Linked DNA regions of Homo sapiens: all the other regions are linked to region 1. The links are chromatin loops, found by intact Hi-C in ENCODE. Cell type or tissue: mammary epithelial cell. All regions are shown on one strand. Region 1 overlaps ASIC2 (acid sensing ion channel subunit 2). Region 2 has its middle 190 kb from the start of ASIC2-AS1. Region 3 has its middle 89 kb from the start of ASIC2-AS1. Region 4 has its middle 120 kb from the start of ASIC2-AS1.

The links. A loop is a pair of places that touch in the nucleus more often than their neighbours do. Peaks named below come from ENCODE experiments on the same cell type or tissue, not always from the same donor. Only the 100,000 strongest peaks of a DNase experiment are listed, where the experiment ranks them.
Region 2: it touches region 1 in a loop (12-fold over the local background); 9 of 110 quality-filtered maps call a loop at or near these places.
Region 3: it touches region 1 in a loop (17-fold over the local background); 2 of 110 quality-filtered maps call a loop at or near these places.
Region 4: it touches region 1 in a loop (14-fold over the local background); 42 of 110 quality-filtered maps call a loop at or near these places.

The regions. Positions count from the first base shown.
Region 1 is chr17:33,033,865-33,041,864 of GRCh38, reverse strand. All of the region lies in intron 3 of ASIC2 (acid sensing ion channel subunit 2), which reads left to right. Among named protein-coding and RNA genes, the nearest start is that of SPACA3, 46 kb to the right of the region's middle. In mammary epithelial cell, a CTCF peak has its summit at 3,009 (motif pointing left); DNase peaks (open chromatin) are centred at 1,794 and 2,924; H3K27ac peaks cover 1,091 bases.
Region 2 is chr17:33,747,398-33,755,397 of GRCh38, reverse strand. It overlaps a transcript of ASIC2 not described here. Among named protein-coding and RNA genes, the nearest start is that of ASIC2-AS1, 190 kb to the right of the region's middle. RefSeq lists enhancers at 3,979-4,516, 3,740-4,898, 4,517-5,056. In mammary epithelial cell, a CTCF peak has its summit at 4,087 (motif pointing right); no DNase peak of the experiment used is centred here.
Region 3 is chr17:33,644,268-33,652,267 of GRCh38, reverse strand. It overlaps a transcript of ASIC2 not described here. Among named protein-coding and RNA genes, the nearest start is that of ASIC2-AS1, 89 kb to the right of the region's middle. In mammary epithelial cell, a CTCF peak has its summit at 4,085 (motif pointing right); no DNase peak of the experiment used is centred here.
Region 4 is chr17:33,675,337-33,683,336 of GRCh38, reverse strand. It overlaps a transcript of ASIC2 not described here. Among named protein-coding and RNA genes, the nearest start is that of ASIC2-AS1, 120 kb to the right of the region's middle. In mammary epithelial cell, no CTCF peak of the experiment used is centred here; no DNase peak of the experiment used is centred here.

The DNA.
Region 1 (8,000 bases):
AGATGGGGCACAAAGGCCCAGAAAGGTTGAGTGTCATGCCCAAGATCACACTGGAAATCCTGACCATCGGCTAGTCCTGAACTCAGATGTGATTTGGTGCTAAGCCCACCTCATTGTAGAGCCCATGAGGACCAGCATGGACATTCTGCTCCTGCCTGGCTTCAGCCTGGTTCAGCAGAGTGCAGAACTCAGCTGACACCCACAGAAGGAGCATTTAAGCCAGCCCTAGCCAAAGGGGAATTGTCAATTCCAGTGGTTAGAACCCGAGTTCTGGCTTAGAGGAGGCAGTCTCTTGTACTTATCCTCTGGTCTGGGGCTGGGAGAAAGTAGGATAGGGAAATTCATTCATTTGCTCGCTCATTCATTCATTCAACAAGCAAGCATCAAGCACCCACTATGTGTCAAAGTCTGAGATCCAGTGAGCAAGAAGAGATGTGGGGATGTTCTGAGAGGAGGATGGCAATTAGGACAGGCAAAGAGACCAGCCACCATACTGCCATCTTGAATGAAGGACTTTCATAAGTGCTTTCCTAACCTAAAGACTCAGACTCAACAAACGCATGTAAACACTGTGCAAGGTGCATCCATGTCTATTGTCTAATTTAACTCTCAGGAAGTCCTAGGAGTTGCAAATTATTATCTCTGTTTTACAGATAAGGAAACTGAGGCCCAGAGTAGTTAGGTAACTTGACCAAGACCACACAGCTCATCAGTTCTTCCCACCACCCCTCAGCTGTGTGGGCAGGAGGAGGAGGGAGAGAACAGGCTCCAGGGCTCTGGAGATGTGCCTCAAGATGGTAGCGGGAGGGGCTCAGGCAAACAGGGGCCCCTTGAGAGCAAGTACCCTGTTTTACTCATCTCTATAGCCCCAGTGTCTGGCCCTGTGCCTGACGCATCCTAGGAATTAATGAAGTCTTTATATGATTAGGTTGGACCACTCAGCTGGTTGGGCTAACAAAAGCCTTTCTGAGGCCCCCAACAAGGTAACAGCCCAGGGCGCACCCCCACTCCTGTCTCTCACACTTTCAAAGGACACGTCCATCAGGTTGAGCACTATCTTGTCAATGATAGAGCCTTGCTGAGCAAGCTGAACACTCCTTTTGACTATGCTGTCTGAAAAACAGACTGCAAAGGAGACTTTTTGCCTCCGTTCCCAAGGCAGTTTTTCTCAGAGAGAAGGCTTTCTGCTGGCTCTAAGCCAGGGTCATGCTGGCCTCGTCTTGATCGGTTTCTCCAGACAAAGAAAAGGAAGAAAGCATGTTCTGACCTAAACATTTAGACCACCCTAATCATCTGAGAGTAGCCCATCCACCTACCACCATCTGTCCTGGATGGCAGTAAGTGAGATATGTAGACTCAAAGACTTTGAAGACCCTGGAGCTTAGAAACTATCTGGTCCAGACCCCTGATTTAGTGGAGCAGATACATTAGGCTGAGAGGTTACAATTCCTGCCCCAATAGTGCTCTTCTCACACCACCAGCCACTACATTGCATTGCTGACACCATTGTGAAGAAGTGGTCAAACTGTTGGATGCTAGCTTCCCAGCCAATAATACACAGACAGAGATCCCAGAGAGGAGACTTCATTGGAACCATAGGTCATTGGAGTGTGTCTCTTCATGACTGATGCAAAGGCATGGCCAGGTGGGCTCCAGCCATCACTCACTGCACTCCCTGAGCCAACCTCCTAACTAGGGAGATAGAAGGGCAATACTGACTCACAGTGAAACCATGGCTGCCGTTTATTCACCATCTGTATACATCAGGCACTCTTGGAGATGTTCCATCTTGTTACACAACAAGGCAGAAAAATATCTTAACATCTAGCCTCGGAATTCCTCTTAGGGAGGGAACTTCCTTTCCTTGGGAAAATACTATGATATAGTGAGACTCTGTGGGAAAGGATGTTGCCATGTGCCAAGACTTCAGAATAGGATGAAACTGCTTAGGAACATGTTGATTCTGCTCCTGGAAAAGGGTAAGAGCACATGAGTGAGAGAGAAAGGAGGAGGGAGAAGAAAGAGAGAAAAAGATGGGGAGGGAGCAGGATCAGGCAGGTGAAGGAGGAGTAGAATCCTCTCTTCCAGTGGAAGGTTTTGCTTTGCTCTGAGGTAGCCCCCTCCTCCAACTCCCTCTGACATCTTCTGTGTGTTCTAATGCTTTGGGTGAGTGGGCCTTCTGTACAACTTAACAAGGGGCTGCATTTTATGTCAGGTCCTATTATGCAGAACAGAGAGCAAATGTCAGCCAAGGGTAATATCTGGGTTACACATACTTTAACATGTTCAAAAATCACAGCATCCTCTGAAGCAGCCAATATCTCAGGATTGATCTCATGCAGAAGGAAAGGTCAGAGAGGCTCAACCATTTGTCCAATGTCCCCCAGCTAAGGTGGTGTCAGGGCCAAGATTCAAAGCCAGCTTAATCTTGACCACGGAGCACAGGCTCTTAAATAGTCATTCCCAGCGGAAGACGAGCCAGGATCTCAGACACACGGGTCAGTGAGGAAAGGGAGGAGGCCAGGCCAGGCAAGGCTGAGGATCCTGACCTCCACCTGGGCAGGAACCCTCAGGGATACCCCCAAGCCTAATGGAATTTGGTCCATGTGAGCAAATGTCCAATCCCTGTGGCACCATGGAACAGCCCTGTGAGCACCGTGTCCTATCCCTGTGGCAGAAGGCCTAGTGACTGACATAACAGAAGAGCCAGGTGGGTATCAGGTGAGCCAGGTGGATATCTCTCCCTGTCTCCCTCCTTTTTCCTCTCTCCTCATATATGCTTTCCTGCCCATTCCAGAAGCAGAAACCACATACTCTTAGGCAGTTTCATCATCTTCTCAGCATCCACTCACAGCAGCATCTAAGTCAAAGCCTCAGAGTGTGGGATGCAGACACAAAGGAGGGAAGGGCCCAGGGAGCTTGGCAAGGTCCTAGGAGATTGGCTGGACTCCCCTTAGGGCTGCGAGGGCTGCGGAGGCCTTGGGCAGCTGTGCTTGCTGCAGCGCCACCTACTGGTGTGCCTTAGGATCTTTGGTCTGGGAGAGGCTGGAAAAATCAATGATTGAAGAACAACATAAGGATGTCCCCAGGCAGGTTAAGGGCAAACATCAGCTTCTCTCTACAAAATGAAGGCGACTGTTGAGAGAAGCTCCAGACAGTGGAGCAATGAAAGACATGCACCAGGGTATTTAATCACAAAAGTTCTGCATTCCTTGCTCTGTTCATAAATTTAAGCAATTATCAAAGCCTCCAGTTCCATAGCACAGTGGAGAAAGAGTGGGGGAGGATGAGTTGTCAAGTACATGCAGGAGCATCTCAATCCTGGGTGTCTCTCCTCGATCTCCGGGCTAGCTCATCCACCCTACATGTTCATTATACACTAATGACTCCCACATTCATGTCTGTAGCCCAGATCTCTCTCCCAGCTCCACTCCCATAGATTCATCTTCCTGGTAACATCTTGACTTGGATGTCTGAACCGGGCAGGAGTCATTATCACAAGAAACTCAACTCAAAATAACTTAAGCCAAAAAGGCAGAGATTTGCTGGCCTGTTTAGCCAAATTGTAAAGAGAGCCAAGGTGGAGCTAGAATATTTGTTGAATAAATGAAAGGATAGAAAAACATGAAGGAGTTTATTAAGAGAAGGTGATGAGAACTAAGTCTTGGCAAGTACCTACTAGCATCTGGGCACTGAACTTATTTAATCAGATAAGGAAACTAAAAGCTGGGGCTGAGGGATGGGGCTGTGTAGCTTACCCAAAGTCACACAGCTGTCTCATGAAAGAGAGGAGTTCGAGGTTCTGCATGGGTCATTCTGCTATCTCTCATTCTCAAATTAGAATAGTAGATTTAAGGTCTATGATTAGACACAAAGGCTTAAGAGATCATGGAAGTCATCTCATCTAACTGTACACCCAATGCTTGAATCTCTCTCTCTTCCCATCCCAGCCAAATAGTTGTATAGTTTCTACTTGAACAGCCCTGGTGATGGAGAAGTCACTCCCAAGACAGTGATTTTATTATTGAATTATACCAGTGGATTAGAAAGTTCTTCCTTATGTTGAGCCAGAATGTATCCAATGCTTATAATGTGCCTACCTACCACAGTGCCTGCAACAAAAATAAACGTTATTATCATCCCACGTTCCGTATTACAACTATTCTTGTGTCTATCTTTCCCTTGGGATGCCAGAAAACAAATCTAATTCTTCCCTGAGACAGTTCTTCAGATATTTGAAGATGGTGCTTCAGGGTCCTCCTGAGTCTTTGCTTACCCGGATAAACAAATACTCCAACCCACTTTCAGACACTCATTGGTAAGCAAGAGTCGGTGCTGTGCACACAGTAATTTTCCAGCTGCTGTTGTGTGTGAGGCTTCAGAGACGCTGATGGAGCAAATGATGAACCAGCCACAGCAGGGCTGGAGGGGTATCTGAATCATGACCTCTGCAAAAAAAAAAAAAAAAAAAAAAAGAGGGGGAAGTGGCTGACCCTGAACAAACCTTGGCCCATCTCCAGAGCTTCACCAGCTACATTCATTGTCCACCCATTGTAAGAACCCATTTTAGTAGAAGAGAAACGAGTTTCCCCCAAAGTTAACCTGCATCATTTTAGACCCCCAGTCCCTGCCCAAAAGGCATGATTAGTCCTTCCAAAATCCAGATTGTGTGTTCATGGATCCAATATTGAGCAATGTAGGGGATCCAACCAATTCTTTTTTTTTTTTTTTTTTGCTACCACACCTGGCTAATTTTTTTTAATTTGGGGTTTGAGGGTACATGTGAAGGTTTGTTACATAGATAAACATGTCACAGGGGTTTGTTGTACATGTTATTACATCACCTAGTTATTAAGCTCAATACCAAATAGTTATCTTTTCTGCTCCTCTCCCTCCTCCCACCCTTCTCCCTCCGATTCTAAATCATAGAATATCAACACTTGAATGGGACTTGGTGGTGTCTAGCCCCCAATTCCTTCTTATTTACAGATGAGAAACTAAGGTCCAGAGGGGAGCAGTGACTTATTCAAGGTCATACAGGAAATCTCTGTGAAAGCCTGTTTAGCTCACAAACTGAAAAGAAAGAGGAACATGACAAAGTAGAGCAAGGCTTCATGGGAAAGGAAGAACAGGGCAGTTAGAGAAAAACAAAAGAAAGGCTGGGCATGATGACTCACACCTGTAACCCTAGTGCTTTAGGAGGCAGAGGCAGGAGGATTGAGACCCTAACAACACTCCATCTCTACCAAAAAAAAAAGTTCAAAAAATTAGCTGGCTGTGGTGGCACATCCCTGTAGTCCTAACTCCTTGGGAGGCTGAGGCGGGAAGATCGCTTGAGTCCAGGAGTTCAAGGTTGCAGTGAGCTATGATCATGGCACTGCACTCCAGCCTGGGTGATAAAGCAAGACTCTGTCTCTAAAACTAACTAATTAAATAAATAATGTCTGAAAAGTGCTCCATGGAGGGTTTCTCCATCCCTCCCATCGATTTCCTTGACCTATGGGGCATTGTGGCACTGGGTCACTAGCAAGCACAAGTTTAGGATCTGAAATCTGCTGACTCTGCCCCTCACAAGATCACTATGTGATCTTGCACAGGCTACTTAACCTTCCTGAAACTCAGTTTCCTCATCAATAACATGATAATAGGAACATCTACCTAAAAAAAGAGCCCTGCAAATATTCAAGTAAGTATAAAGCCTTTTGGTTTTCAGTAATGGTGGAGAAGCTAATATCAGACTAACTCTCCTGGAAATAGCAATCATAAACTGTGGACAAAATATTTTAAAACTACTATTTGACAGCACCGGAGAGAGACCAAAACCAGGCACAAACTGGACAGCACAGGTTTATTTACCTGAGTTCTCCCTTGAGGGCATTTCAAAGTTCTAAGGGAATACTGGGGATGGAGCTCAACCACAAATCAGCAGGCATTAAGTTAAGAAACCAGAAATCAGTATTCAGGGTTGCCAGAAAGGCTGAAAATTGGAAGGGAAAATCCTAGAAAAGAGGAACCCACAGAGGAGGAGCCCTCAAATTTTTACACAAATCTAGGTTGAACTTTGAACTGTATGTGGATAGGGAGAGAGTCTAAAAAGCCCAGGGGGATGACAACAGTTGAAAGAGCTGAGCAGTAATTTCAGTTGCTGCCATTGCATGGGGAGATAGGCTACAATATAAGTCTCACCAAATTAGAAAATCTTGATGAACAACTCAGGCTTTCCATTAAACCCAGAAGTGTTGTTCCTTAGGAGTTAAGATCGCTTCCCAAGACCAGGGGCTAAACCCCAGGACTAAAGACAAAACTAAAATATACCTATCTCTAAACAAAGCCTTAAATAATGTCTCCATGAAATCAAAGTAGTTCACCATTAATTTAACCACCTACTAGAACAAAACTCAACAGTATTCAGAGAAAGATAATCTACCCAGAGTCACCAAAAATAGTTATCTGAAATGTTCAGTATCTAATAAAAATGACTCTCTCCTAGTATACAATCAAAAACTCCTAGACACATGAAGAGGGAAAACAGGAAAAGAAAAATAAACCACCAATAGAAATAGATCTACATATAACCCCAATGTTAGAATTAGAAAACAGCAACTTTACAATAACAATCATAAACATGTTAAATAATTGCAGAAAAAGATGTAAATAATGAGAAACTTTTAGTCAAGATATGGAAACCTTTAAAAAAATGAAAGCCCTAGAACTGAAAATCACACCATCTGAAATTTACAAATTGTTGCATGGAATCAATAGAAGATTGGTTACAAAATAATAAATGAATGCCAAACTTGAGCACAGGTTAATAAAAATTATTAAAATAATACATAAAGAGAAAAAAGACTAATGGAAGGGAATAGAACGCCAATGACTTGTGAACAGTGTCAAGTACTCCAACATGCATATAAGTGGTATCCCTGAAAGGAGAGACAGAATAAGGCAGAAAAACAGTTGAAGAAATACTGGCTAATATTTTTTCAAATTTGTTCAAAAGCATCATTTCATAGATCCAGGATTCTCAAGAATCCCCAAGCAGGATAACTACAAAGAAAGCCACAGTTAAGCATAATGTAGTTTAAATCCTGAGAAGCAAAGACCGAGAGAAAAGCACAAAGGCAGCCAGAGGGAGAAAAGGGGGCATAATACCTGCAGGGAACAATAAAAAGAATATGACTGATTCTCATCAGAAACAATGGAGGCCAGAAGACAGAGGAATAACACCTTTGAAATTCTGGAAGAAAACACTTATCAACCTAGAATTCTATCTACAGCCAAAATGTTTCAAAAATAACAAAAAAAAACTAAGACATTATAGGTTTTTTAAGTTGGTTTTGGGTGTTTGTTTATTTGTTTGTTTGTTTTAGAGGAGTCTCATGCTCTGTCACCCAGGCTGGAGTGCAGTGGCACAATCATAGCTCACTGTAGCCTTGAACTCCTGGGCTCAAGCGATCCTCCCACCTCAGCCTCATGAGTAGCTGATACTACAGGGGTGCACTACCACTCCTGACTATATTTTTTACTTGCTAGAGACAGGGTATTGTTACAGGATCTCTAGGGTGCCGATTTTTCTGGCTGGAAACCTCTGTGGCCACGGTGCCTTTGCCTGAGTTCTTATCCTGCATCCAGGAAGAATGAAGGATGCAGACAAGTGAAGGGAGAAGAAGAAAAAGAAGAAGGAGGAGAAGGAGAGGAGTTTTATTTAGTGTTAGAAGAGCTCAGAGAAGTGGGTAGCTCCTCTCTGCAGGCAGCTCACCCCATCGAGTGCTCAGCTCTCAGCAGCGAGGAGGCCCTGGAGGGTAGCTCCTCTCTGCTGGCAGGCCATCTCTGCAGCTCTCAGTGGAGAGGGTACACCTCTCTGCAGCTGATCATCTCATCGTCTCCGCTATCAGCAGAGAGAGTACTCCTCTCTGCAGCTGGTCGTCCTGTCCCCTTGTCTCTCTGACCTCTTGGTCCTCTGGCCATTCTCTGTTCTGCTCTGGCTGAGCCCAGGGCTT
Region 2 (8,000 bases), 710 kb before region 1:
CATCAGGAACTGAGAGGCTTTAACACAACACAGACATAGGGTCTTATGGCTCTAGACGTCAGAAATTGGAAATGGGTTTCACTGGGCTGAAACCAAGGTAACAGCAGGGTCGTGCTCCACACAGAAGTTTTGAAGAGAATCCATTTGCTTGCCTCTTACAGCTTTTTGGTGGCTGCCAGCATTCCTTGGCTTGTGGCCACCTCACCCTGATCTCTTCTTCACATTGTCCTCTCCTTTTCTGTAGTCAAATGTCCCCCTGCCTTCCTCTGCCCTCTCATAAGGACACTTTTGATGACCTTGACCTGACCTGAATAATCCAGAATAATCCCGTCAGCTCAAAAATCTTTAACTTAATCCCATCAGCAAAGTCCTTTTTGTTATACAAGGCAACATTCTCACTGTCTATAGGGAACTGTTCTTTTTTTTTTTTTTTTTTTTTTGAGATGGAGTCTCGCTCTGTTGCCCAGGCTGGAGTGCAGTGGTGCGATCTTGGCTCACTGCAAGCTCTGCCTCCCAGGTTCACACCATTCTCCTGCCTCAGCCTCCTGAGTAGCTGGGACCACAGGTGCCCGCCACCATGCCTGGCTAACTTTTTTTGTATTTTTAGTAGAGATGGGGTTTCACCATGTTGGCCAGGATGGTCTCGATCTCCTGACCTCGTGATCTGCCCGCCTCGGCCTCCCAAAGTGCTGGGATTACAGGCGTGAGCCACCGCACCAGCCTATAGGGAACTGTTCTTTAACACATATACTAAACCCATCAACACATTTATTTGATAATTGAAGTTTGAGCATATACTCTGCCTTAGATGCTAGAGTTATGCTGAGAAGGAACAACAGCATGAATTAGATGTAGTCTTCACCTTTCAGAGTTTGCAGTTTACCCAGGGAGAGAGATGCATAAACAATTAGCTGCTCCCAGGAGCAGGAAGCCCCCAGGAGCTCAGGGGTGACCTCTGAGCTGCTGGGCCTGCTTAGAGCTAGGAGGCCTTAGGGTATGTCCATAGCTTTATCGGAGTGTCTGTGTGACATCCGGAGCCCAGATGCTGGGAACCTTCTCACAATGAATATGCATAACCCCTCTAACCAGAAGGAACGCCACCTGCCAACTCGGATGGACTCTCCACCCCTCCCCCCACCATCATCCCTGATGTTTTAGGAGCAGAATCTGAAGATGGGCTGAGAAGAGTTGATTCTCAAAGGTGAGAGAAGAGGGGAGGGACATGCAAGGGAGAGATTCAGACAACCTACCCCATAAAGAACAGGGATAGAGAGGTGGTGCAGGGAGGCTGGGGTGGAGGAAGGGAATCAGTACCCCTTCCCACCCATCTTTTTATTTTTTGTTTTTAAAATTGATTTTTAGAGCAGTTTTAGGTGCATAGAAACATGGAGCAGAAAGTATAGAGTGTTCCTATGTACGCTCTCTTCCGGCAGCTGCAGTTTCCCCTGTTATTAACAACAGGCATTAGTGTGATATATCTGTTACAATTGATGAGCCAATATTGATACATTGTTACTGTTAAAGTGACCTAAATATGGCCTGAGAAGGACTCTGTACTTCTATATTTGAGACCTCGTGGATGAACTGTAACCTAATTTAGGAGTATGCACCTGTAACAATAGCTGAGTCTTGGCCAATCCCAGTAGCCATACTTCAAACCACTCATACACCGCCAAGTGTTCAAACCGTGTTCAAATAAGGCAAAGGATGAGCTGTAACCAATCCAGTTGTTTCTGTATCTCACTTCCGATTTCCTTACGTCACTTCCCTTTTTTGTGTGTATGAATCTTCCTCCACCACACGGCTGCACTGGAGTCTCTCTGAAGCTGCTGTGATTCTAGGGGTTGCCCCATTCACGAATTGTTCATTGCTCAATTAAACTCCTTTAAATTTAATTCAGCTGAAGTTTTTCTTTTCACATTACTAACTAAAGTCCATTGTTTACATTAGGGTTCATTCTTTGTGTTATACAATTCTATGGGTTTTGACAAATGTATGATGACGTGTGTCCACTACTACAGTATCATACAGGATAGTTTCACTGGCCAAAAAGACTCCCACCCCCAAGCTTCACCCCTTCTTCCCTCCTTTTCTTCCCCCAATCCATGGCAACCACTGATTTTCTTACTGTCTCCATAGTTTTGCCTTTTCCAGAATGTCATATAGCTGGAATCATACGGTATGTAGCTTTTGTAGATGGATTTCTTTCACTTAGCAATACATATTTAGGATTCTCCATGTCTTTCTATGGCTTGACAACCAATTTCTTTATATCACTGAATAATATTCCATTGTCTGGATGTACCACAGTGTATTCATCCACCTATTAAAGGACATCTTGATTGCTTCCATTGTTTCCAGTTCTTTGGCAATTATAAATAACATTGCTATAAACATTTGTGTGCAGGTTTTTGTGTGGATGTATGTTTTTAACTTGTTTGGGGAAATACCTAGGAGCTTGATTGCTGGATTATATGGTAAGAATATGTTTGATTCCATAAGGAACTGCCAAACTTTCTTCCAAAGTGGCTGCAACATTGTGTATTCCCACCAGCAATGAATGGGAGTTGCTGTTGCTCCACCTCCTCACCAGCATCTGGTGATGTCAGTGTTTTGGATTTTAGCCATTGTCAGAGGTGTATGTGGCATCTCACTCTTGTTGTAAGTTGCAGTTCCTTAATGACATTGATGTGGAGCATCTTTTTGTATACTTATCTGCCATCTATGTAGACCCATACCATGGATATTATTCAATGATAAAAGGAAATGGTCTATCCAGTCCCCAAAAGACATGAAAGAGTCATAAATACATATATCTTTTCTTCGGTGAGATGTCTGTTAAGATCATTGGCCCATTTTTTAATTGGGTTGCTTATGTTGCTAGTATTGAATTTTAAGAGTTCTTTGTATATTTTGGATATAATTCCTTTTTCAGATATGTGCTTTGTAAATGTTTTCTTCCAGTCTGTGGCTTGTCTTTTCATTCTTCTAACCACCCCACCTTTTGACTTTTTTTTGCTAATGAAAGCGTTCAGAGTGTAGAGTATGGGAATGATTGAGGTGGAGAGAAAGGGGTTAGAAGAAGTGGTGCTAAGGTTATAAATTAGATTCATTTTAATTTCCTCTGAGAGGTATGGAGGAAAAAGTGAAACTCTTTTTTATCTTAATTTTAATATTTTTTTAAATTTCTGTTTGAAAGGGCCGACTCTCAGAGGGCCACCAGCTGAGTCTACTCTTGGAAAAATGACCCTACTCTGTGTATGTGTTCCTGGGTCAGTCTCTACCCAGACTGCAACCTTCTAGAGGGCAGGGACTTGCCTTGCTCTTCACTCCTTCCCAGTGCCTGCTCTGTCAGGTGGTGCTTAGACGACAAATGTGGGATGTTAACAGAAGGACATCTTTAACAAGAGTAAAACCAAAGTATAATCTTCCCCACCCCCACCCCACCCCTCACCCCCACCCCCGGCTTCCCTAAGCTGGGCTGAGGAAAGCTCCAAAGCCTAGCATTCCCTCCCAGCCTCCCGCTGCCTCTCAGCACACCCGGTCTGCCCCCTAAGTCTACCAGTTCTACAGGACAGTTCATTCTTTGCTGTTGCAGCTCCCCTGACCCTCCATCAGCTGGAGTAATTGTTTCTTAATTGGACTCTAAGTCATTCTATGCAGGGAGCAGGGGAAACTAGAATTAAATGAAATCGGGATCTGAATCCAAAGGAAAGAAAAAGTAAACCAAAACGTTATACAGAAGAGTTGAAAAACAGAATGGATGAAAGCGTGAGGGATGGAGACGTATCCGTGTTTATATACATTGGTATGTTAGGAAAATCAATGGATTTGGAATTCAAAATTCTAGTCGCAATAAAAAAAAAACTATGTCCTTGAAAAAATTACTGTCTCAGACCTCAAATTCAGCATCGGTAAAAAGGGAAGACTGGTCACTTAATTTCCAAAGACCTTTCTATATCTTATCTCTTCAGAAACAGCAGCAGTTTCTGTTTATTCTAGAAGGTGGCCGCATCATTTAAAAAGAAACCAAAATACTTTGTTTTTCTGACTTTCCCAGAACAATTCCTGGCAGTGCCACTAGATGGCGGAATGAGACCACATTGGTGCCGTGTCAGGGCGGCTGCAGATCTGTATGCAGCCAAGGTAGCAGCAAGCTATGAGCCGTCTCCTGCAGGCATCTGATTAATGATAGGGCTGTAATCATCTTTACACAATCCCGACTGCAGCCCAGTTGTAGCCTAGCTGTTAAATTAAACTGAACAAATAAATATGCCAGGCAACTCAGCCTCCCCACCCGTCCCTACCCTGGGTGGCTTCCAAGCTGATTAACATATCAAAACACAAACTCAACCCTCCCATCTCCCTTCATTTTCATAACAAAAGGGGCCCCCTTTCATCTCCCAGCAACCCAATCTGTATTTAAATAGCTCTGTGAAGACTGATAACATTATTACTTTATTTCCCTGAGTCTTGCCTGGGGATCTCTCCAATGTGTTTCCCCAGGAAACTGGATGGATGTGTTTTATTAGAAAGATGAATCACCCCCTTCTCCCCATCCCCAGCTGCCTTAAGCTTCTGGTTGGGTGTAAGTAGGAAGGAAAACATACAGGAAGCTTTCTCTGAAGACTCCAGAAATCACAGATCAGCCCTGCTGAGTCCCTAGCCCAATCAGACAATGCCTGATGTCTCAATGATCTTAGATCAAAACAAAACAAACAAAGCATTATAAACAGAAAAACAAACTCTGACATCCGGGTGCACTCCACATAGGGTGCAGGTCATGGGCACTGTTCGGAGTTATTAACTGTAGGGTCTTGGGCACTAAGTCCTGTTATTAAATGTAGGGCCCTCGGCACTAAGTCATCTTGGAGTTATTAACCACTGGGCCCTAGGCACTAAGTTATTTCTGGAATGTAAAGGTTCCTAGCGAGCATCTCACCCCAGGCTCCAGGGCCTCCTGAGTGCACTGAATTTATTTTGCACAATATCGTGCACATGAGCTCATCTGAGAAGAGCATCCAGTCTTCATCAGTCTACCAAACCTCAGGAACCACCGTTTCCCCCTCAGTTCCTTGCAATCTGTTCATTTAAGGATGAGGAACCAAAGTCCAGGAAAGAGGAAGGGGTTGCCCAGGGTCCTGGATAGTCTTCTGCAGAGTGGGACAAGGGCTCTCTGGGTCTTCTGACTCCACCACATCTGCTCACCCCTCACCTGACCTCCTTGAACCTCAGTTTCTCCCTCAGGGACCCTGCACACCCACACATCACAACAACATTCCCTACACCTAGCGGAGTGGCTGGCACAGAATAGATATGCAATGGACAGGAGTAGAGGAAGGAAGTGAGGAACTGCATGAAAAACTGGAAAGTGGATATTTAGATCAAAGAGGGAGGCTGGTCCCCACAGCTGGTCCCTAACTGAGGTCCCGCCTGGCAGAAGATGGCATGGGGGGAGACTCGGGCACTCCTGAGGCTCACTGGCAGCACAGCCTTGGAGTTGGCAGCATGGGACATTTCAAGGCACACAAAGCTGGGCCCCCCAATCCTGTACCTGCCAATAACCCTCTTTCTCCAATCCACACTGGCTTTGGACGGACTTAGAAATAGAACAGGCCTGAGCATGACAGAGACCAAATTGGAGAGCAGGCAGGGCTGACGGTGAAGTGGGTGTTGACTGGAGGCTGTGTCAGGCCGGGGCAAGCTGTAAGAGAGGCAGTCGTCCTCTCCTCCCATAAGTAACAGTCTGGTGGGCATGACAAGCCCACCAAGTGACAGCTCTGAGGTGTGGGAGGGAGCCATGGAGAGGGCGGTCCAGATGGGGACAGCCAGCTCAGGATCTGTGCATGAAACTGGTGCTAAGGTTGGGACCACTAAGAAGTTCCCCTTCAATAGTGAGATCCATGTGAGAGACCCCCAGGCCCACAGGAGTAGAGGAGAGGAACAGGGGCTGGACTGGTGAAAGCGCCCCTCCCACACGGTCCGAGGAGCCCCCACCTGCACTCTTAGACAGCACTCCTGTGCTCCACAGAGAGAACGCCTCGCCGCTCTCCTCCCAGTAGAGGAAGTGAGTCCTACCAAGCAAAGATGGGGTCTTGGGGTTGGGGGAGCAGCTGGAGAAGGAGAGGGGTCTTGTTTCCCTGGGGTAGGGGGAAAGGGAGGGAAAGGGTCCTGAAGCATGCATGACAGAAAGGCCTCCAGGAGGGAGAATCACACACCACCCTTCCTGCCAGAGCTCCAGAGGAAGCTGTGCTCTTGCACCCCAACCCGGTTCTCTCCTAGGTGGTGCTGCTTCACCTTCCTGCTCCCCTGCCCAGGAGGGAAAGGAAGAAAGGAGAGCAGGAGCCAGCTTGCTCTCCTCTCACCTCTGGAGGGGCAGCCAAGTGTTCTTAGGCTGTGCCGAGGGCCCCCTGAGCCCAGGGCCATGCTGCAGACACGTGTCCTGTGTTCCCCTTGAAAAGAAGGCTGGGGAGATGTTTCCGTGGACTGTTGTCCCATGGGACTTCAGTTCCTTCCCATTTGAGCTCCTGCGTGGCTCTCGCATGCATGCGTTCCACAGATAATAATTAAAAGTCTATTGTGTACAGAGTATTACACTAATCACTTAAGAGGCACACGAAGGAAGAAAGGACATTATGAAGCCTTATATATTTATCATCCTGGAGTTCTAGAGCCGTAAGGCAGCTCAGAGATCATGAGGGCAGCTTCTATTCTCATGTGGCCCAGAAGGTGGGAGGTGGAAGGAATCCCCAGGCCACCACCGTGCCATCTCATTTTGTAGACAGGGAGGCAGAGACCAGGAGGGGCAGTATCCTGCCACTTCCACCCTACCCATGATGAGTTAGTGAATTGGGGTCTGGGTTTCTGTTTTTTCTTTCCTATCAGGAAGCCCTGCTTTTAAATAATGCACCATTATTTCTCAGGACTTCTTTCTCCCGAATGCCCTGTGAGGAAGGACTGTACTGTGTCTCCTCTTGCAGAGGCTAAATCTGAGGCCAAAGGAGTTTCCATAAACTGCTCTGGATGCAGGCCAAGCCCCTGCACTGAAGGATGGAAGAGGTGAAAGGACCAGAGTTTGGGGTTCAAGATTCCACATCTCCAGACCTGGGAGGTGGCAGTTTGCATGGGAGAAGCCCAAGAGTGCTCAGGGAAAGCTGCAAGGAATCAGGGAAGCAGGCACCAGGAGGCGGGTGCTTAAGGAGGCAGGTGGCTAGGAGGGCAAGAGATGAGAGGAACTGCCCAGAGAGTGTGGCCGGCAGAAGGGTGGGCTTTGCAGTTAGATTGAGTGGGCTCAAAGCTCAACTCTGTTACATTCAAGGCGTGCGCTCTCTAGCAAGTCGCTTAACCTTCGCAAGCCTTGACTTCCTCATCTCTGAAATGGAAATGATACTGGTACCTTCCACTTGAGGTTGTTGAGGGCCACCTGAGAATGCAGAATGTCTAGCTCATGTTACACACTGAATTAGCACTGGCTTCTTTCACTAAAACTAAAGTGACTTGAAGATGCGGGGATGATGTCAGGGGATGGAGTTGAGGTGAGGCCCGCCTGTCAGAGGCAGGCATCAGAGACCAGAGGGGAGTGTCCTGAGGACCCTGCAGACCTGGGGAAGAAGGGGAGGGAGGTTTAGTCCAGGCTTTGCCTCTGTCTTGGCCTGTAGCCTTGGAGAAGTCACTCCCTCTCTGGACTTGCAAATCTCACATTCTGTGGAGTCCATAGGGAGAAAAATGGAAGTTGGGGAGAATCTGAGGGAGAGGTGGCATGACCTGACAGCAGCAGTGGGAAGCAAGAGTAGCATGATCTTCATCTCAACTGGAGGTAAAAGAAGCAAAGCATAAACAACGGATCTCCAGGTCCAGGTAAAGTGTGGGAAGGATGGCCAGGCACAATGGAGTACGCCTGCCATCCCAGCACTTTGAGAGGCCGAGGCAGGCAGATCACTTGAGCTCTGGAGTTCAAGACCAGCCTGGGCAAGTGATGAAACCCCATCTCTACCAAAAAT
Region 3 (8,000 bases), 610 kb before region 1:
ACCTCCTGTCTCTCCTGTTTTGGATTAGTCTCCTGCCCACCTGGGGCACTTACAGAAAGGCTGAGAGCAGCCTCTGTTGCTCTTCACATCCCTAGGTCCTGATCCTATTGTCCAAGGACCTAAATATCAGCCCCAATATCTTATTTTCCATTCTTGCTGGGAGTCTGTTAGAACCCAAGGGAAGAGGAATTTTGGCAGCCTCCCCATTTCACAGATGGGCAGACAGATGAGGCCCTTCTGTTACAGCAGCACTCACACACACACGCATGCACATGCACACACTCCTTTCTGGGATTCCTGCCACACCACAGCGGGATGATGTGTTGGCTTCATCCCCATCTACCTCCAAGTGCAAACTTTCCCAGAGCAGTTTGTCCAGGAGAGGGAGACTGTGTTCTCCACCTCACTCTCTTTTGTCACATCCTTTTTATTTCTCTGATGTCTGATTGGCTTGAAGGAGCTGTCTGCAAGTTGAAACTGAATTGAGTTAACTGGTCCAGACAGGGACATGGCTACAGCTGGAGCATGTGTTTTACTGCCCACCTCTCTCCACAGCAGACTGCGGGCTTCTTGAGGACAAGCTCTGCCTGACTCAACCTTGCCATACGGTGCAGAAGTGCGAGCATGGGCTCTAGAGGGGGCAAATTCAAACCCTTGCTCTCCATCTGAAATGAGTGGCATAAGTAAGCTCTCTGAGGCTTCACTAGAGGAAGTGTCATTCCAGCTGCCTGATGCTGAGTCCTAATTGACTGAATTTGCAATTGACAGCACTCGCAGGGCAGCTTGCGAATGCACATCCAGACGAGTGGCGACAGTTCTAACAGAACTGTCAGTGTTGGAATTTTACATTTGGCTCCATAATAAATGGTTTCTTTTTTGTTCTCGGTTCTTTTTAAAGACTTTTTTTATTTTGAAATAATTATAGACTCACAAGACGTTGCAGAATTAATACGAAAAGTTCTACGTACTTATCACTCACCCAGCTTCTCTCAACACTTTTCATAACATAACAAATGATCAAAACCAGGAAATCGACAGTGGCACAATACACTTAACCAGACCAATACAATTAGCTAGATTATAGACTTTACTCAGATCTCACCGGTTTAGCAGGCACTCGTGTGTGTGTGTGTGTGTGTTTCTACAAAATTTTGTCACATGTGTAGTTTTTGTTCTTCTTTAATTTTAAAATTAAACTTTCTATCTTAAAATACTTTTAGATTTACATGCAGCTATAAGAAATAATAAGAGATAATGCAGAGAGATCCTGTATGCCTTTTACCTAGTTCACCCTAATGGTAACATCTTGCAAAACTATAGTACAATATCACATCCTGGACATTGGCATTGACACAGTCAAAAGGTAGAATACCTCTATCACCACAAGGATCCTTCATGTTACCCTTTTATAGCCACAGCCCCTTTCCTTCCACTCCTCAGTCCCTGCTAAACTCTTGGGAGCCACTAATCTGTTCTGCTTTTTTGTAACTATCATTTCAAGAATGTTATATGAATGGAATCATACAGCATGTAACCTTTTGAGACTGTTTCTTTTTTTTTCCACTCAGCATAAATCTCAGGCAATTCATCCAGGTTGTTTGTACATCAATAGTTTGTTCTTTCTTATTGCCAGGAAGTATTTTATAATATGGAGATACCACAATTTGTTTAACCATCCATTCTAGGACATCTGAGTTGTTTCAGGTTTTCGCTATTACGAATAAAGCTGCTATCAACATTTGCATACTGATTTTTGTGTGAACATAAGTCTTCATTTCTCTGGGATAAATGCCCAGAGGTGCAATTGCTGGGTCATATGGTAGTCGTGTGTTTAGTTTTTTAAGAAATTGCAACTTTCCAGGGTAGCTGTGTCATTTTACATGCTCGCCAGTAATGTCTGAGTGATCCAGTTTCTCCCATCCTCGTCAGCATTTGGAGTTCTCACTCTTTTTTATTTTATTCATTCTGATAGAGGGATAGTGATCACTCATTGTGGTTTTAATTTGCATTTTCCTAATAGCTAATGATGTCGAGCATTTTTCATGTGCTTATTTGCCATCTGTATATTCTCTTCAGTGAAATGTCTCTTTATAACTTTTGTTCATTTTCTAATTATATTGTTTTTCACTATGGAGTTTTGAGAGTTCTTTATATATTCCAAATACTAATACTTTGTCCAATATGTAATTTGAAAGTATTTCCTCTCATTTTGTACCTTGTCTTTTTACCCTCTTAAGAGAGTCTTTCAAATAGCAAAAGTTTTTAATTTTGATGAAATTCAATTTATCAATTTTTTCTTTACGGACCACACTTTCAGTGTCAAGTCTGAAATAATTTATCTATATTTTTTCTACGTTTCATAGTTTTACCATTTATACAAAAGTCTCTGATCCACTTTGAGTTAATAGTTAAAGTAAGGCTTAGGTTGAGGTTCATCTTTTGGCCTATGGATATCCACTTGCTCCAGCATCATTTGTTCAAAATTTACCTTCCTTTACTGAATTGCTTCTGCAATTCTGTCAAAAATCTGTTGGACATATTTGTGTGGGTCAATTTCTTGGTTCTTTGTTCTGTTTCTTTAATATGTGTGTCTATTCCTCCACCAATACTGCACAGTTTTGATTAATGTAGCTGTGTAATGTCCTGAAATTCAGAAGACTGATTGCTACCACTTGATCCTCTTTTTCAAAATAATTTCAGCAACTCTAGTTACTTTGCCTTTTCATACACATATTAGAATAATCTTATCTATTCCTAAAAAAATACTAGGATTTTCATAGAAATTGCATTAAACCTGTATGTCAATTTGGGAAGAGTTGATATGTCGAGTTTTTCAATCCGTGAACATGGTATGTCTCTCCATTTTTCAGATCTTTGATTTCTCTCATCAGCATGTGTAGTTTTGAACATACAAGTCAGTCCTGTACATATTTAGATTGTAATTATTTTATTTTTTGAGCAATTGTAAATATTTTATTCTGCATTTCAATGCCCATGTGTTTATTGTTAGTATATAGAAATACAGTTGATTTTTGTATATTGATCTTGTCTTGCAACCTTGCCGAATTCACTTATTAGTTGTAGACGGTTTTGTTGTGGATTCTTTGGTACTTTATATGTAGACAATCACGTAATTTCAAATAGGGTTAGTTTAATTTCTTCCTTTCTGACATGTATGCCTTTTATTTTCTTTTCTGGCCTTGTTGCACTGGCTAGAACTTACAGAACGATGTTGAATGAGTGGTGAGAGTGGATATCTTTACTTCCACATCTTAGGGGGAAGGTATTCGGTCTTTCAGCATCGAGTATTTTAGCTACAAGTATTTTGGAGATGCACTCTATCAAGTTAAGAACAGCCCCTCTATTTCTATTTTTCTGAAGTTTTAACATCATAAATGGGTTCTCAGAATATTTTTTAACAATACAGTTTTATAGTTTCTAAAGATGAAAATCATTCAAACATGACTTTTCCTAAAATTGTACATGTGAGTTGAATAGTTTTATAGACCACAGTTATGTGGATGAATCAACAATAAGCTCAAGTGCAAAGACTGAGAGTTCTTCATTCTTCTTAGGTCTGGCTAGTCCCCCACATTGCAACCTCAGAGGCACAGCCCCCATTGTATTTGACACAAATAGAGACCCTAGAGTTTCACAATGCAGGCTGCGCATGTAGAAGGTGTTCACTGTGGTTTCTAGATGACCCTGTCTTAGAAAGATCCTTGCCCACATAAGGCGTTTGCAGATTTGAGGCCCCAGGCAGTCATCTTGTCTTCTACTTATTTATTCAATATATTGTTACTAAGTCCTTCCTATATAGCAGTCATTGTTTAAGGCAGTGGGGATACTGCAGTGAACAACATGCGAAGTGCTCATCTTTTAATAACCCAGGCAGGGGGTGTTAGTGGCTCTAGCCAGGACAGTGCACTGGAAAGGACCAGAAATTGTTAGATATCATCGTAATGCTTGCTGCCTCTGCTCAGAGAGACCAAGTGAGCTGCCTAACATCCCACACCTTCCAGAGCTGGGAAGCAAGCCACAGTGCATTTAGTTCTTAAGTGTGGTCCCTCAGAATTACATGTGGCTGCCACCAGATGGAGCCTCCCTCCCCAGGCTCCACTGGACTCTGTTCATCTTGATAATACTACATTCACCTCATCTTCAGCTCACAGTTCAGAGGCAAAAAGGAAAGGAAGACAGTTAAGAAATACATCTTGTGATTCATGATGGGGACCGTCCTCACATGCCAAGCCCAGAGATGAAGCCAGGAAGCCACTATTAGATTACTGGTGACAGGTATGGGGGTGGCATGTCATACCTCCCTGGTGTCTGGAATCCAGGACCCTTCTCCCAGGGAGGCAGGAGTAAGAAAGCCTTGGCTATCCACAGGGCACCTCAATAAAAGCAGTGCACTATGAGCAGTAGCCCAGAGAATTCCCTCAGCCCTCTGGCTCAGCAGCCAGCCATGCACCCTGCTCTAATTGGGCATTTTCAGGCCATTAAGTAGATAGATCAATGACAATTATCTTTGGCTTTCATTTTGCCCATCCTCTGTCTGTCATTCTCTAGGCTTTAGAGTTACTGAGAAGGATACACATTTATACACATGAGCACAGATATACACATGTGCACAGGCACACACACTCATGGGTGAACACACACAAGCAGCAGGGCAGAGGCCATCAGAGTGGGTAACCTGGGGTCTCAGCCCTGCTGGTCTGCCCCTCATTATCAGGTCCCAGACCTCCCTACTGCAAGCTACAGCAGGAAGAAGACAAGCTGGTGCCCTACAGTGTGCCCAGCAGAGTTCTCTCCTGCGTCTTGGGGTGTGGTGCAATGGAGGCATTCTATTGTATCCAAGAGGGGCTCCAGGATCCCTTTCAACAACCATTTAAATGTATATGAAAGAGGCCCCAAGGACCCATCATCTTCCCTTTCTAATGAGTAAGAAGTGACAGTTCACAGGGCATCTATTTTATGCCAAGGAGTGGGCTGGATCCTTGACATACGCTACCACTTTTAATCCTCCTGACATTTCTATAAAACGGATTATTTCTCCAATTTGACAGATTGATAAACAGAGGCAGCAAGATGTTGTAGCCACCCCAGGCAGGTGCTTTCCATGGCATCTTTCACCTCATTTTCATACACCATTCAAGACAGTCCTCCACTCTGGCCAAACAACAGTACAGGGCTGTGGGCATCAACTTCAGTAACTTCTCCAAACAAGGTTCCCTGGTGGGAAAGCTGTCCCTCTCCTTCCTGTGCGTCCCACCTACCTCATCTTCCAAAGCTCAAAATATGTTCACAAGGAGCCTTCTCAGACTCCTCCACCGCTCTCCCCCAGCTCTGCCCCCTGCGCCATTCACTGTCAGCTCCCCCAGCACTGTGCCTGCTGGCCACTTCTCCCCTTCCTCCCTACTTTACTCTGTCACTCTGCCATTTCCACTATTGGTTGATAATTACAAGAACACCTAGACTCTTTTTGCCCCTTGCATCCCTCTGTAGCTACTCTGCACCCAGAAGTTGATATTACAGGGATGATCCCTCACCGACAGCCCCATCCCAGCTTGTCAAGGAATCTGATTTTCAGTAGAACTGAAGTAGTAAAATGTACATGTTTTTGTTATTTCTGTTTCCAATACCTGGAATTCAAAGAAACTAAGGTGTAGAAGTGTCTGTTCTATACAAAATACAGAAGTAGAAGGGGACTCACTGTCTCTAAGTCTCTCTTCTCCCTCCAAGGGATGTGATCCCCAAGAGCACACTCGTCTTCCCCTAATTCCTTCAACTTTCTTATACCACCCAGGGCAGAAAGAGGGCTGTGGATTCCTTCTTTTCCCCTTCCAAGCCCACCTTCACTCCCATGCTAGCATCTTGGGATCTGGCCAATCAGTGGAACATCTCTTCCTTCCCTCAAATAAGGTTATTTCTCAGTACAATGCAATCTTTTCCTTATCCAAGTCTTATGCCCACAATCCATAATATACACACATCTAATCTTCTTTCTGTTCCTAATCTATATCAGGCTTCAGAGAGCTCTGCACCATGGCTGCTAAAATTTCTCATACTGCTTGGGATGTTTGTTCATGGTCAGAAGAATTGAGTTGGGTGACAGTGTTTCTTTAAAATTTGGGGTCCAAACCCCCGGTGAGCTGGGGATTTGAAAACAAAAGTATTCAGGTGCTAATGACAGAGTGTAAAAATTAGTGCTTTGAGATCAGGCAGTTGTGCATTTGGATCCCAGCTCTACTGTGCACCAGCTGTTCACCACTGATGAGTTTGCTTAGCCTTTTTAAGCCTCCATCTTCCTGTCTATAAAGTGGAATGATAGCAACAACCTCATAAGTTTGTTGTGAGAATTAAAATTACATGTTAAGAAGTTATGGCATGTACTAGACACACTATAAAATTGCCCAATTCATTGGCATTTCCACTATCCCTGCAAGGACTGAGTTGTATTTTGACAATCAGAGATTAGAATAAGGTGGAACCAATGCCCAGCAGAAGATAGTCACAGATGAGATGACCAGCAAATAGCACTTGTGGACTGACTTTATCAGAACTCAACAGAAACTGGCCCTTTGGCCTGCAAAGGTCAGATACCAGGTGTCAAAAATATGGGTAAGGAGTAAAGATCCTATCTAGGCATCAGGAAATCTCAGTTCTTAGCTCAGTGTCCCCATTCATAAGAAAGAGAGCTCAGGGCTCCAGAAAAGCTGGTCAGGAAAAGTGGAAAATAAGATTTTCTGCTTTGCAAGCTTGTCTGGGACTGAGGTTGACCACTGTGCGAGGTCATTTCTCAGTACAATGCAATCTTTATGACCTGGGGCCATTTTGTTTTAATGTTGCTTTATGAGAGCCAAAAAGTCTTGAGCCAAGTTTTTTAGAGTGTTCTACTTTTTAAATGAAACCAAAGCCCTTCACAGAAGGAATGGGGAAAGGAGTACCCATTGCTACTTCCAACATTTTTTCTTGTCATCTCTGCCTACCTAGTATTGTAGAAGGAGCACTGAATTAGGAGCCCAGGGATTCATCTCCAGATTTGCCATTTATTTACGGCATTACATTACTGCATCTAACGTTTTGCTCATGGAGCTCACCTCTCTGGACTTCTATGTCCTCCTCTGTCAAATGGGAATATTTACTTTGTCTCTATTACTGAGTAGTTAGGAGATCATGAGGTGAATGCTCTTTGCAAACTAAGAGACCAGGAACACGCGCAATAAACTATAATAATGTTTCACGTGGCTAATCATGAAAAACCAAGCAAAATAATAATGATGGCAATTATCCTTATTACCTATCTATCAACCGACATATTTATCTTCCTACTGTTCTTCCTCCTTTCTTATCTACCCATCTACCTTCCTACATACTGAGCTAAAGAAGTCTAGGAATGTTTCACATATTCAATCAAGCCAATGAACACACAAATATCTGGTATTCACAAGAAAACCATGCCTGTTAGTTTACAAATGTTGACAATGACAGGAGACAGGTAGAAAATATCTATTTATTAGAATTGTATGCATCTCTAGACATTTACTTAACATTTTTTAAATTAAGCTTAGAATTTATTCATCACGTAATACTAAACATACCTTATCCATTTTGAACCCAATACAATGCATTAAGGTATTTCTGATAATCGGATGCATTTTTGAGGGTTAATTCATGTAATCAAGAAAGGTTATGTTTCTGTGAGACATTCCTTCAGTTATTCAAAGGCTTGAAAGTTTTAAGAAGTGTACAATGGCTGAATCATGGCAAATACCCCTGAGAAACTATTGAAGAAATGCTAATGAAACATCACAGGAGAGATCAAATAGATGATGAAACCACAATGAACATCTAGGCCTATAAGGATTGACAGAGAACACTGATAAAAGAGAAACTGAAATTGAAAAGGAGTGAAACTGTGTAGAGCTGATCAAGTAGAAGTACCAGGTTCAAATAGTCAACAGCCCATCATAATCAATGAGGGAGGACACAAAGCA
Region 4 (8,000 bases), 640 kb before region 1:
CCCAGCACTTTGGGAGGCCAAGGTGGGTGGATCACGAGGTCAGGAGATCGAGACCATCCTAGTTAACATGGTGAAACCCCATCTCTACTAAAATACAAAAATTTAGCTGGGCGTGGTGGCGGGCACCTGTAGTCCCAGCTACACAGGAGGCTGAGGCAAGAGAATGGCATGAACCCGGGAGGCAGAGCTTGCAGTGAGCCAGAATCCAGAACCCAGGAGAAAGGCCTGGAACAGATCCTTCTGTAGCACCTTATAGGGCAGCGTGGCCTACTGACACCCTGATCTCAAACTTCTAGCCTCTATAACTATAAGGCAGTACATTTCTGTTGTTTAATCCACTCAATATGTAGCACTTGCTACTGCAGCCCTAGCAAAAGAATACAATGACAATTACATCTCTTGCAATGGATGGGAGCTGTGGGCAGATGTTGAAGTGCTTCAGCTTGCTTGTATAGCTTACTTCATTCACTGTTAAAATAAAGACAGCATTACCTTAGTACTGGGAAGCACCATTCTCCAAAGTTATCTCCCCTGAGAATAATCTTGGCAGGCTGGAGAGGCTGGAAGTTGGCTGTGATTGGAAGACTTAAGGCTATTTCTTATTTTTTTTTTAATATCCCAAGCAAGGCATACTTAACTCCTAATTCCACTTCTTAATTAAACATTAAAGGTTTGCACTGGCTCAGCAGAACATGCAGCTATCTGTTCTCTTGCAATCATGCTAAATTCATAAATCTAATTTGACTGTGGCATTAAGCCAGGAGTGAATGCAAGAGATTAACTTTTTTGAACTATCAGGACTAAAACATGAAGATTATTCTAACATTATTGTTATTTCTAATTGATAGATTTAATGTGATTTCTAGAGGCCGCACGCAGGTCTTCTGGATGTGGGGAGAATAGAAAATGGGAAAATGGAGCTCATCCTCTCCTAGATGCCTGCTCACAGAAATGTCATCACAGAAAGATGCCAGCTGGGCACGGTGGCTCATGCCTGGAATCCCAGCACTTTGGGAGGCCGAGGTGGGCTGATCACGAGGTCAGGAGATTGAGACCATCCTGGCTAACATGGTGAAACCCCGTCTCTACTAAAAATAAAAAAAAAAAAAATTAGCCAGGCATGGTGGCGGGCACCTGTAGTCCCAGCTATTCAGGAGGCTGAGGCAGGAGAATGGCGTGAACTCGGGAGGCGGAGCTTGCAGTGAGCCAAGATTGCACTACTGCACTCCAGCCTGGGCAACAGAGAGAGACTCTGTCTCAAAAAAAAAAAAAAAAAGATGTCACTGATGCCATCCTGTGTGGAACTGGCCCCTGACTGTGGAGTCATAGAGTTCTACAAAGGTCACCTTGTACAAGCACTACCTTTTATAAATGAGAAAGTGAGGGGCAGAAAGTTAATACAGGTCAAATATCATTTATTGAGGCTCCACCATGTTCCAGCCACTAGACGACACTAGAGATGTCAGCATGAGTGTGTCTCCTGCCCTCAAGGATCTTATGTTCTAGTAGGGGACAGAGGACAGTGAATTAATAATTCCAGTCACTGTAATAAATGCAGTGACAAGCATATGTGCACGACACCAGAATAACACAGAGGAGAGGCTTTGGGTTCTGAACCTGGCAGGACTAGAGCCGACCAGGTGAAGGAAAATTTCAGGATTTCAGGAAGCAGGAACGGCGTGAGTAACAGCCCAAAGCTGAGACACAGACCAGCCCTCCAGCTGCGCAGAGCCTTGCTCACTGCTGCAAGGAGTTGGGCATCATTGGAAAATTATGGGGAATCTTTGAAATGCTCCAGGAAGGGCCCTGCAGAGTTTCTTTCAAGTCTCATTGGCCAGAATTAGGGTCACCCTAAACTGGTAGTTCCCAACCCACATATACATTGTGGCGGGGATTTTGCCCTCTAGGGGACATTTGGAAATGCCTGGAGAAATCTTTGATTATCACAATTTGGGGAGGTGCAACTGGTATTAATGAGTAGAGGCCAGGGATGCTGTGAAACATTCTATAATACACAGAACAGCCCCACAACAAAGAATTATCCAGCCGCCAATGTACATGTGTGCTGAGGTTGAGAAACTCTGCCCTTAACCAATTATGAATAAGGGGAGTGAAATGATCATAGGCCAACCAGATGCTCCCCTGGGCCAGGGAAAGGAGTCAGTTTCTTCTGAGGTGTGCATGACAACAGATGCCTGAACAAAATGCATTCAACTGGGAAGGAGAAAGGTGGGGCTGGATGCAGGCCAGTTTATCATTGTGGATCGGGACCAGAGACCACTGAGCTTCACCTAAGAAACTCCCTATCTGGTTGGTTCCTGGGGAGGAGCAGCCAGGCCAGCACTTCACAAACCAGTTGCCTTTTTCCTTATAGATGGCAGGGGCCAATCCAGTTTTGTGAGGCCTGAAGCTTGCACAATTTGGGAGCCCTTCTTAAAAAATACATAATTACATGCAAAAACTACTGTATATTTAGAAGGAGAAAATGCAACCAAACAAATCGCACATTTAAAATAAACTAACAAGTACCACAGATGGAAGTGGCCATGCAGATGCAGGCAGACGCAGACCCTGAGCTCAGGCCTCATTGGCTCTGCAGTGAGTGCACTGCACTGTGGTGGGGTGGGGATGAGGCCTGTGTGCTCTCAGGGCCTGTGGGGAAATGATGAGATTCCTGCTTGGCGCCCAGCAGGAGATTCAATCACACATAGCACGAGATCTTGCTTTGGCAGTGTGGCCTCATTCTTCATCCTGGGGAAAGGAAAATCCTTTGGAAACTTCCTCTAGTACAGGCAGACACAGGGGCCCCTGGGAGAACTTGAGAGGGATAAAGGTGGTCTTTTGTAGCTGTAGCTTGTTCCAGTGGCTGCCCTCTGCTCCTCCCTGGGGAGGCCACCCCACTCCGTATGGAATGCACTTCTGAAAGCCTGCGTAGTCTAACAAGAAGTTCACCCAACTTTCCATGAGCTCCTTCCCAGAGCCAGGGTGTCAACACTCCCTCACTGTAGGTCCTGCAGGTACCACTTCCCTGCAGGTCAGGCAGCTGGAGCACCAGGCCCAGTGACCCTCCAGCCATTCCCATAGTTCATAGTGGGGGACATCATGACAGTCACCTCCCTCCCATGGGCCTCTTCCAATTGCTCCAGAAAGAATGGGGAGAAGGCCCAAGAATAGGGGTTCCCAATCTTTAAGCCTCCTGCATGCTCCTGGCCTTGCCCTGACATTCAGGTGAAGTCAAGGGGGTACACCACCAGCCTCCCTCCATTTCTGACCGTCAAAGGTCCCCCATCAATCAATAACACAGCCCTATCCCAGTACCCCCCAGTATCATATGCTGCCCTCTGTTTCTGTAACTGTAAAATGGAAGCAGAAATAATAATACCGTCCTCACCAGGCTATTACACAAACTCAAACCCAGTCTGTTTTCTAGAGACCATGAGCCCCACTCCTGCCTCTCCCTTTTCAGCCCTGGGCCTCTCTCCATGAATCACGCTGTTTTTTTTCCGTGACCTTCTTTCTGCTCCCCAAAAGCACAAGCCCTGCCCCGCCTCGAGGCCTTTGCATTTGCTGTTTCCACTCACTGGAAGGCTGTCCCCTCTGCCTTCGCCTGGCCTGCTCTTCCTTGGCCTCACAGCTCATCTTAAAGGACCTTCTCAGGAGGCTTTCCTGGGTCTCTCCAGTTTGTGTAGGTTCCCATCTCCCATTACTCTTCACCTGAAATTCTACTGGCTCCCTTCCTAGTGCTATGTGTTTTTGTCATTGTTGTCTGTCTCCCCAGCTAGAAGGTTCTCTCTATGAGTGCAAGCCTGTGACTCTATTCCCTGCTGCATCTCCCAGGACCACAGAGCCCAGTACAAGGTAGGCCCCCAAGAAATCCCTGCTGAATGAGTGTTTGGATTAATGAATGAATAAAACAATGAGATAATGGAAGCACAAGTCCTTGGGATACCAATGGGTAATTAATAAACTGTGCTTCCTCTCTTCTTTACTCTTAAAAGTGGATCTGTATCTTTCATTTGATAAAAAGCAACAGGGGTGATTGGAATAAACACTAGGTGGGGGCAAGAGGGTTAGTGCTAGTGAGAGATCCTAAATCTCTGCATGAAGGATGTCTCCACTTCCTTCTATAAAGGAGGTAATCCAAGCTCATATGTAACTGTAACACGTGTTATTTGTTTCTGTACCACCTTGTTCTAGCCTTGTTCTGGATATTTTTTGCAAAGACTGATTGCAAAGCTACTATCCAACAGGGGTAACATATGTCTGATCCCAAACTTACATTCTTGTTGAAACATGAACACACTAAACCCAAAGTCACCTTGCTTGTAGACAAAATGCACAGAGCTGAGGGGCTGCCCAGCTCTGCCTCTGTCTGACTGTGAAACTCTGAGCAAGTCACTTAATCCCTCAGGGCCTCAGTTTTCCCATCTGTTAAATGGAGAGGCACTCACTTGCTCCATTTGTCTCCCAGGGTGGTAGTGAATCACAAGGGAGGGTTTCTGAAGCTAAGAGAAGCCCCTGGGATGCCCGCTGACTGATGCCCCCTGGGATGTGGGCACTCTCATTTGCTCTGAGGTTCCAGCTGGATGCAGCTGCTCCTGTGCACCTGGTACAGAGCCTTCTGGACAGGGCCAAACTCCTCACCGAACCTCAGGGAACACGCCCTCTGACATAGGGCAATCCTGATTTAAAAGTCTGTCTCTTTTTGCAAAGGAGAGTCAGACAGTCTTGGGAGAATATGGTGTAGTGATCGGCTGTGGACTGGGTGTCAGGAGCTGCAGTAAAGTCCCACTGACACCCCTAGCAACTTTAGGCCAATTCCTCTCTTCCTCCTTCTGGGCTGTGACACCCTCACCTCTACAGTGTGTGTGTGTGTGTGTGTGTGTGTGTGTGTGTGTGTGGATTGAACCAGGCACCATAGTTCAGAACTTGGAGATGTTAATGAAAACTCTCCTCAACCCACAGAGAACAGATATAAAGGCATAATTCAGAGATATTGCAAATTCAGCTCCAGATCACCACAATAAAGTCAATATAAAGTGAGTCACACAAATTATTTGGTTTCCCAGTGTATATAAAAATTGCATTTACATTATACTGTGGTCTACTAAGTGTGCAATAGCAGTATGTCTAAAAAAAGTCAGCCCTTAATTAAAAAATATTTCATTGCTAAAAAGTGCTGATGATCATCTGAGCCTTTGGTGATCTGTAATCTTTTTGCTAGCTTGATGCTGATGGCTACTGACTGATCAGGATGGGGACTGTTGAAGGCTGGGGGACTGTGGCAATTTTTAAAAATAAAACAATGAAGTTTGCCATGTAGACTGACCCTTCCTTTAACAAAGGATTTAACAGGTAGCATGCAATTCTGTTCGGTAGCATTTTACCCACAGTTTACCCACGCCTTCAAAACTGGAGTCAATCTTCTCAAACCCTGCTGCTGCTTTATCAACTAAGTTTATGTAATATGCTCAATCCTTTGTTACGTCAATAGTATTCACAGTATCTTCACCAGGAGTAGATTCCATCTCAAGAAACCACTTTCTTTGCTCACCCATAAAAAACAACTCTTACTTCGAACTTCATCTGTTCCAGTTTTTTCATGAGATTGAAGCAATTCAGTCACATCTTCAGGCTCCACTTCTTAGTCCTCTTGTCACTTCCACCCCATCTGCAGTGACTTCCTCCCCTGAAGCCTTGAACTCCTCAAAGCCATCCGTGAGAGTTGTAATCATCTCTTTCAAACTCCCACTAAAGTTAATATGTTGATCTTCTCCCATCAGTCACAAATGTTCTTAATGGCATCTAGAATGGTGAATCCTTTCCAGAAGGTTCTGAATTCACTTTGCCCGGATTCATCAGGGGAATTACTATCTATGGCAGCTATAGCTTTATAAAATATATTTCTTGAATAATAAGACTTAAAGGTCAAAATTACTTCTTGATCCATGGGCGCAGAATAGATGTTCTTAAGGGTCCCAGGATTTTCAAAATGGTGAATGAGCATTGGCTTCAACTTAAGTCACCTCCTACGCTGGCCTCTAACAAAAGAGTTACCCTGTTCTTTGAAGCTTTGAAGCCAGACATTGACTTCTCTCTAGCTATGAAAGTCCTAGAGGGCATCTTCTTCCAATATAAGGCTGTTTTGTCTACACTGAAAATATTGTTTAGTGTAGCCACCTATATTAGGCTGTTCTTGCATTGCTACCAAGAAATACCTGAGACTGGGTAAATTATAAGTAAAAGAGGTTAAATTGGTTCATGATTCTAGTGGCTATACAGGCATGGCACCAGCATGCCACTCACAGTGGAAGGGGAAGCAGGAGCGGGTACTTCACATGGCAAAAGAAGGTGCAAGCGAGGCAGTGGCATGGGGGGCACAAACTTAACCAGATCTCAGGAGAACTCACTCACTATCAGGAGGACAGCACCAAACCATAAGGGATCCACCTCCATGACCCAGACACCTTCCACCTCCACCAGGCCCCACCCCCAACAATGGGAGGGACAACTCAACGTGGGATTTGGTGGAGACATGTATTCAAGCTATATCACCACCTTCATCAATTATCTTAGCTAGATTTTCTCGATAACTTGCTGCAGCTTCTACATCAGCACTTGCTGCTTCACCTTGCACTTTTATGTTGTGGAGATGGCTTCTTTCTTTAAACCTCATGAACCAGCCTCTCTCTGCTAGCTTCAAACTACTTCTGCAGCTTCCTCACCTCTCTCATCCTTTATAGAATTGAAGTGGGTTAGAGCCTTGCTCTGGATTAGGCTTTGGTTTAAGAGAATGTTGGGCATGTTTGATCTTCTATCCAGACCACTGAAACGTTCTCTATATCAGCAAGAAGGCTTTCACTTTCTTCTTATTCCTGTGTTCACAAGTAGCACCTTTAATTTCCTTCAAGAACTTTTCCTTTGCATTCACAATTTGGCTATTTAGTGAAAGAGGCGTAGCTTTAGGCCAGTCTCAGCTTTCTACATGCCTTTCTCACTAAGCATAATCATTTCTAGCTTTTGATTTAAAGTGAGAGATGTGTGACTCCTTCTTTCACTTGACTACTTAGAGGCCATTGTAGGGTTATTAATTGGCCTAATTTTAATATTGTTGTGTCTCAGGGAAACAATTTCCCAAAGAAAGGGAAAGAGATGAAGCAGTCAGAACACACACAGCAATCATCAATTAAATTTGTTGTTTTATATGGATGTGGCTCATGGTGCCCCAAAACAACTACAATAGTAACATTAAATATCACTTATCATAGATCGTCATATCAGACACAGTAATAATAAGAAAGTTTGAAATATTGCAAGAATTACAAAAATGTGACATCATAGAGACAGCTGTTGGAAAAATGACATCTATAGTCTTGCTTGACGCTGGATTGCCACAAATTTTCAATTTGTAAAAAATGCATTATCTGCAAAGTACAGTAAAGCAAAGTGCAATAAAATGAGGCTAAATCAGGTGCACTGGCTTACACCTGTAATCCCAGCACTTTGGGAGGCCGAGGTGGGTGGATCACTTGAGCCCAGGAGTTTGAAACCAGTCTGGGCAACATGGTGAAACCCTGTCTCTACGAAAAATACAAAAATTAGCCCGGTGTGGTAGTACACGTCTGTAGTCCCAGCTACTCAAGAGGCTGAGGTGGGAGGATGGCTTGAGCCTGGGAGGCAGAGGTTGCAGTGAGCCTTGATTGCACCACTGCACTCCAGCCTGGGTGACCCAGAGACCCTGTATCAATTTTTTTTTAATTTAAAAAAGAATAAAATGAGATGTACCTATAAACCCAAGCAAGCAAATGTGGGAGGCCGTGAAGCTCATCTGTGTCCCCCAAGGCAAGAACCCCAGGTTGCAGGCTTTTTCAAAGACTTCCAAACTCTGCTTAAGCTCATGATTCCTTGGAACAAACAGGTGTGGAGCTGATCACGGGGCCCGTGCAGAGCCCAAGGCCAGAGATACCCCTTGGGAATTCCTGATGCCAGAGTAGACAGGA